Linked DNA regions of Mus musculus: region 1 is linked to region 2. The links are chromatin loops, found by intact Hi-C in ENCODE. Cell type or tissue: heart. All regions are shown on one strand. Links, peaks and the distances in the headings refer to the core of each region. The heading gives the core; the rest is flanking DNA.

Evidence for each region. A loop is a pair of places that touch in the nucleus more often than their neighbours do. Peaks named below come from ENCODE experiments on the same cell type or tissue, not always from the same donor. Only the 100,000 strongest peaks of a DNase experiment are listed, where the experiment ranks them.
Region 1: it touches region 2 in a loop (2.0-fold over the local background); 4 of 42 quality-filtered maps call a loop at or near these places.

Annotation. Positions count from the first base shown.
Region 1 is chr16:45,798,703-45,801,617 of GRCm38, forward strand. Phldb2 (pleckstrin homology like domain, family B, member 2) reads right to left here. Exons shown (of 18, transcript NM_153412.4): 5 at 2,790-2,915. All of the region lies in intron 1 of Gm52249 (a long non-coding RNA gene), which reads left to right. Among named protein-coding and RNA genes, the nearest start is that of Gm52249, 4.6 kb to the left of the region's middle. In heart, for the core only: a CTCF peak has its summit at 1,884; no DNase peak of the experiment used is centred there.
Region 2 is chr16:45,742,511-45,745,425 of GRCm38, forward strand. It overlaps Abhd10 (abhydrolase domain containing 10), which reads right to left and starts at 445. Exons shown (of 5, transcript NM_172511.4): 1 at 267-445. The coding sequence starts at 381. In heart, for the core only: a CTCF peak has its summit at 1,377 (motif pointing right); a DNase peak (open chromatin) is centred at 491; H3K4me3 peaks cover 1,036 bases; H3K27ac peaks cover 1,359 bases.

The sequences.
Region 1 (2,915 bases), core at 322-2,821, 56 kb after region 2:
TTAAATACCACTTAGGAACCTCACCACAGGAGGCTGAAAAAGCACAGAGTGGGCTGGGAACTGCTGAATTCCTTAGGAGTCTTAAAAGGAGAAGTTTGATGAAGTGGTGGAGACTAAGCCAACTGGAATGGGAAGGACACTGAATCAGCAAATGGAGACACAGTGTCTGCTGGCAAAACTGTTTGAGAAACTTAGGATGTAGACAGAAGGAATCTGTTTATTTTAACTGTTGATAGTCTGAGATAATAAAGGTAGCATGTTTATAGTAGAAATGCAGTAAACTGGCAAGGTTTATGCAGAAACACTCAAGACTTGAGAAGGTGGTATGGAACCGCACTTGAAGGGTGTCCAAATGGTGGCCTTTGATGGGAGGAAAGAACTTTTCCTTAGGTAAAGAAGACTGACTGAGGGGTCAGGGAGAGCCAGAAATATGAACACAGACGCCAGAAATTCCTGTGTCAGAAAATGTTCGAAGAAGTTTATTTATGAAGTAGGATAATTCTGCCAAACTGTGGTAAGTTGTTACTCTCTCAGTTTGGTTGTCTAGAATATGTAGTGTAGTGACACCATCTGGCATAGTCTTTGTTTCCAACCCCCCTGCTCTTGGAACCCCTTACCCAAAGCCAGTTTCTGACATTTTCCACACCATGTGATGAGAGACAATAACTCCACCTGCTACGGCCCACTAATCCCCTAACAGCTGTGGATCTGGCCCACACCCTACACTCTGCTTCTTCAATAGCCTGTCAGGAGGGATGAAGGTGGCTTCCGGGCTCCTTTCTGACAAGGCTTCAGGATTTCCACCTTAGGTCTCAAACACGCTGCAGTTTTCTCTGGGAAGTCAGGGCTAGCATTAGCTCATTTTGTTTTACTTTTGTGAAACTGATGCTAATAACTGAGAAGGACACTAGATGTGTCTATGAGAAGACAGTTACATGGACAGGGGCAGCCCAATGTTCACAGGGAACATGATGCCCCATTTTTAGGTCCCATGGCACAAACTGCAGTATGAGAACTACAGTATAATTTAATTTAATTAGTATTTTTAAAGAGTAAAATACTAAGTATCCAAAAAAAAAAAAAAAAAAAAAAACCAAAATCCAAAACAAAACAAAACAAAACAAAAAAAAAAACCAAACAAACAAAAAAACCAAACAAACAATGATATCTGATATCACTAACAAAAGTTTCTGGTTACCTCAATACAAAGAGTCTGAAAAAGATTAGTCATTAACCAAGACTTCTGTATTTCAGTGTATATGGGGTTGGGGGAGGCATCTACATGCTATGGCACACATGTGGGGGTCAAAGGACATCAGGTGTTAGCCTTTTTGTTTCACTTTGTTTGAGGTAGGATCTCTCTTGTTTTGCTACTGTGTCGTGTAATGCAGGCTAGTTGCCCTAAGAGTTTCTTGGGGAGATCTTCCTGTCTCTACCTCCCATCTTGCTAGAGGAAAGCTGGGATTACACAGGCCTCCACATCTGACTCTTCACTTGGTTTCTAGGCTGCTAGGCTTGCACAGCAGGGTTCTTAACCTGCTGAGCATTGGTCCTGTTCCCAAGCCCCCTACACTAGGCGAATACAGTTAACCCTTTGATTTTATTGTGAGCTACAGCGAAACATGCCCACTACCCAAATAGGTTCTTTGGAATTCCAAGGGCTGGTCTTAAAGGTGCATAGATAAGGTCAATAATGAGGAGGCTGGACAGTTTAATTTTGACATTCAGAAAATCAGAAAATGAACTGGAATATGAACACCAGCTTGGATTTCTGACCACGTAATTCTGGGCTCAGCCTTTGGCAGTGAGATCCATTGTTCTTCTTTATGGGACTCAACAAATAGGAGGCTTTCAAGGAACTCACATGCAGTTGAAATTCCTTCCACACAAGAGCAGTAGAACATACTCAAATCAAAACATTTTTTCTTTGTCTCTGCCTAATAGAGGACAAGGCTGTCAGGAAAAGAATGTGTTAAATCTTGTTTGCTTCTTGCTAACCCGGTTTGGAATTTTATTTTTAATTTTAGGCTTAGTTCAGCTGCTGCTAAATCATAATGGAAAAGGAACATATACTACTGCCAAGAGGGGAGAATTCCTCACTAACAAAATGACACTTTTAACTCTAAGTACTGGAAGCAACGTTCTGTGTTTTCCCTTGTGGCTGTCAGCTCACATTCAACTTGTAACCTGGAAAGCATAAACAAGTGTCACCTGTGGCCTGTAGATCTCTTGGCAGTGTGTGGGGACCTCTTCTGGAAACACCACCACCTTTATTCACAGAGCAGGGCACGTGCACTGGGGACAATGGCAAGGCCAAAAGGGGGAGATGAGTGGGAACTGTTCATCATATTAATGAACAGAAAAGTCAACAGAAACGAGGTACCACTGTTTGACTATGCCCAAGGCAACCTGCAATGTACCAACCAGTGACAAACATGCTCAGTACAGGAAAAATCATAAAAATACTAAAATTTAAAAAAACACACAGTAGAATCATAAAAGGAGAAATACCAATGGGGGAATAAAAAAGAACTCAGTTATCAAGCAGGACCAGACTGTTATGAGATACCTGGATTTCTCAGCATCTACTGCCTGGTTCCTGGCATGTCTTTACGTTTGTTTGGGACAACAGAGGACCTTAGGACTTTTTTTTTTCTAGAGCCACATTAATCAGGAACATGATACAATCAGCCCAAATTAATGCAATTTCATTTAACACTTAAATTCCAATAGTTGGGAACCCCCCCGAATATCCCCTTAAAAAACACATTCTATCATGGTCTGTTTACCTTAGTCTTCTCGCCTACGATGTTCTTTTCTAGTTCCGTGATTTTCCGGTTTAGATGATCTAGAATCTCCTTTTCCTTCATGAGCTCAGCCGTCTCGGATTTCTGTTCTCCATCCAAAAGAGCGCA
Region 2 (2,915 bases), core at 110-2,609:
CATCTTATTTTTTTTCTTTCTGCTCTTGACGTTTGATTCAGAGGACGTAGGAACTCCTTAAATCGCAGTGTAACCGCTAACAAGGACTTCCAAGAACGCCGCAGGGCCTCAGCAGAAAAGCAGACTCCCCTAGCCTTGCCCAGCAGCGTTCAGTGCCGAGACAGCCAGAGCAGTTTTAAATGGCGCGCCAAGCCGGCTCCAGACGGGCACTGGACGGTCGCCGGGCCTTCCAAAGAGCCCCAGTGCCCCACCTTCCGTACACTAACCTGAGAGCCACCATGCCCGTGGGGGCTTCCGAGCTAGTGACGCGCTCAGGCCCGGGTGCCGGCCGAAGGACACAGCCGCCCAGCCCCACCTCCGACAAGGGGCCCAGGCCGCCATCTTCCCAGCTGCCCCTGCGCCCGCTACAGACGCGCGCAGGTCGCGCGGTCCCGAGGTCACGCACGCGCAGTCCGCGGGGAGCGGGGTGGGGTGGGGGTGGGGGTTGCTTACAAGCATCACGTGGGATTTGTTCACCTCCTCCCCCCCCCGCCCCCGGGCGCGGAGACGCATGCGCAAAGGTGCTGTCTGGGGTACTGCTGTCTCTACTGGGTTGTTCTGTCTCCCCCAAAGGGCATTTGGCTTGTGACATTGGGCGGCCTTGGCCGGTATTTTTCGCAGTAAGCTGCGGAAATGTCGGAGAGGAGCCAGGGTCAAATTGAGCGTGCATAGATGGGAAACCGTGTTATCATCCAGAGAAACCAAAGACCTGGGACAAAAATTGCTAGGCTTCTTGCCTTACCCATTCATTCCCTATGACTCCATTTCAGCTATGGGGGAAAGGTTTCCAAGAGGCGACCTTAATCTTAAAGTCACATCATTGGAGTCGCATCAACATTCTTTGATCTCTCCCAAACATTTTCCCACTCACCAGATTGCTGAAAATTCAAAGGAGCAGCCACAGGCAAAATTACTGAAAACACTCATTCACATATGGTTGCTTGATGGGTAACTATCTAAAGTCTTTTGTCAGGCAATCTGGCCATGTTATTATAATACACACAATTTTCAGTACGCTTTGAACTATCATGCCCTTTATGACTATTCTAAATATTGGCGCAAGACATCCCAAGACCAAATTCCCAGCACAAAAAGGAGATTTGCCCCAGAGACACAAAGGGCAGAGAGCAAAAGACAAAGACTAGAAATGGGGAGGAGGGAGAAGAAGGAGGAAAGAAGAGAGGAGGAAGGGTTTTTTTGTTGGGGGAGGGGGCACATAGGACTGCCTCTGAATCGACAGGAGACAGACATGGCTCATAGGAATATGGCTGTTTATAAAGGTTAAAGGGTGAACCCCATGTACGGATGAGGTGTTTAATTGGACAGGTTAGTTAGGACAGCCACAAGGGGGCTTTTGATTGCTGGACTTAAATACTTTGATTTCTGGACTAGGTTTAGCAGGAAGTGACCAAATAAGGGAATAGACCTTGGGGGCTACAGTTTCTAGCAAGGCAGAGGAAATGAGAGAGAAGGACCAGGCCTTCCAGAGACATGTTTGCCATGCTCAAGGTGGCTAGAGTCCCTTCAAACAGGAGTTCATAAGGCTCTGTGTTACCTTCAATAGCACCGTTTTGTTGTTGTTGTTGTTGTTGTTGTTGTTGTTGTTTTTTAACAAGGGGGTGGGGGAATGGCAGGGAAGGGGGTGAATCAATGGCAATAGAAAATAATTCAATTAATTGTGATACTAGGGTCTCTGGATTCTGACATCTTTCAAAATAATTTTGGCAGCCTCAAGTCTCACTAAGTATAGGACTTTATCTTGTCTATTCTGCTTGAAATTTCTGTACTTTGTGAAAAAAATATATGTTTTTATGTAAAACCACTTTATTTGTCTCAGTTTGTTTTGTCAGATTGAGGACCTAGGAAGGAAGGATTTTTAATTGGACAATTGTCTACACCCATAAGATTGGCCTGGAGGCACGTCTGTGGGGGGCATTTTCTTGATTGCTGATTGATGTAGGTGGTCCTAGCCCTCTGCGGGCCTGGATTGTATAAAATGTCAGTGGCTGTGAGCCTGGAAACAAGTTAGTGAGCAATATTCCTTGGTGGTCTCTGCTTCAAGCTTCTGTGGTGAATTTCTGCCTTGTCTCTCCTCAGTGATGAATATTTACCAGTAAGCCAAATAAACTCTTTCCCCCGTACAGTTGCCTTTGGTCATGCCATTTATTACAACAACAGAAGGAAACTTGGGTACTGTCCTTTTAGAGATTCGCGGGAACAGTTGTTGGTGCCAAAGACAAGAGCAAAGGGCAGGCACCGTGAGACAGACGCGTCTTTGGAGTTTTGAGAACATGAAATGGTAGACTCTGCCGGAGGAGCTTGATAGAGAAAGACAGAACAAACCTTTCCCTCTAGAGCTGCTGTGTCTCTCACACAGGAAGCCTGTGACCGAAGATGATAGACTGGGTCAGCTTGCTTCTAGCACTAGCAAGTCTTTGGTTTGTTTGTTTGTTTTAAATCAGTTTGATTTAGTGTCACTTCTCTATGCTTTGTTCCTAAGGTAACTAATTAAAGTCCTCTTTGTCTGGAAATAATAGAAAACAATAGGGAACACATCATAGCTGTATGAACTCCTTTTAGTTACAAGAACTCCCAGCGACTGTGGACAGCGTTGAAACCTCATTAGGAGAGTTCATTAATGAGTGAGGTAGCCAGGTGCCCACCTGGATATGCTAAAACGAGATGCCTCACAAATCCCATGGAATCCAAAGAAAAGCTTTCTCTTTTGGTGTCAATAAAACTCACTCTCTCTCTCTCTCTCTCTCTCTCTCTCTCTCTCTCTCTCTTTCTCCCTTGCTCCTCGACGACACCCCTACTCTCTTTCTGTCACTCAAGTCATTGTATGATCCATGGCCATTGGCAAAACTGGGGTTTCC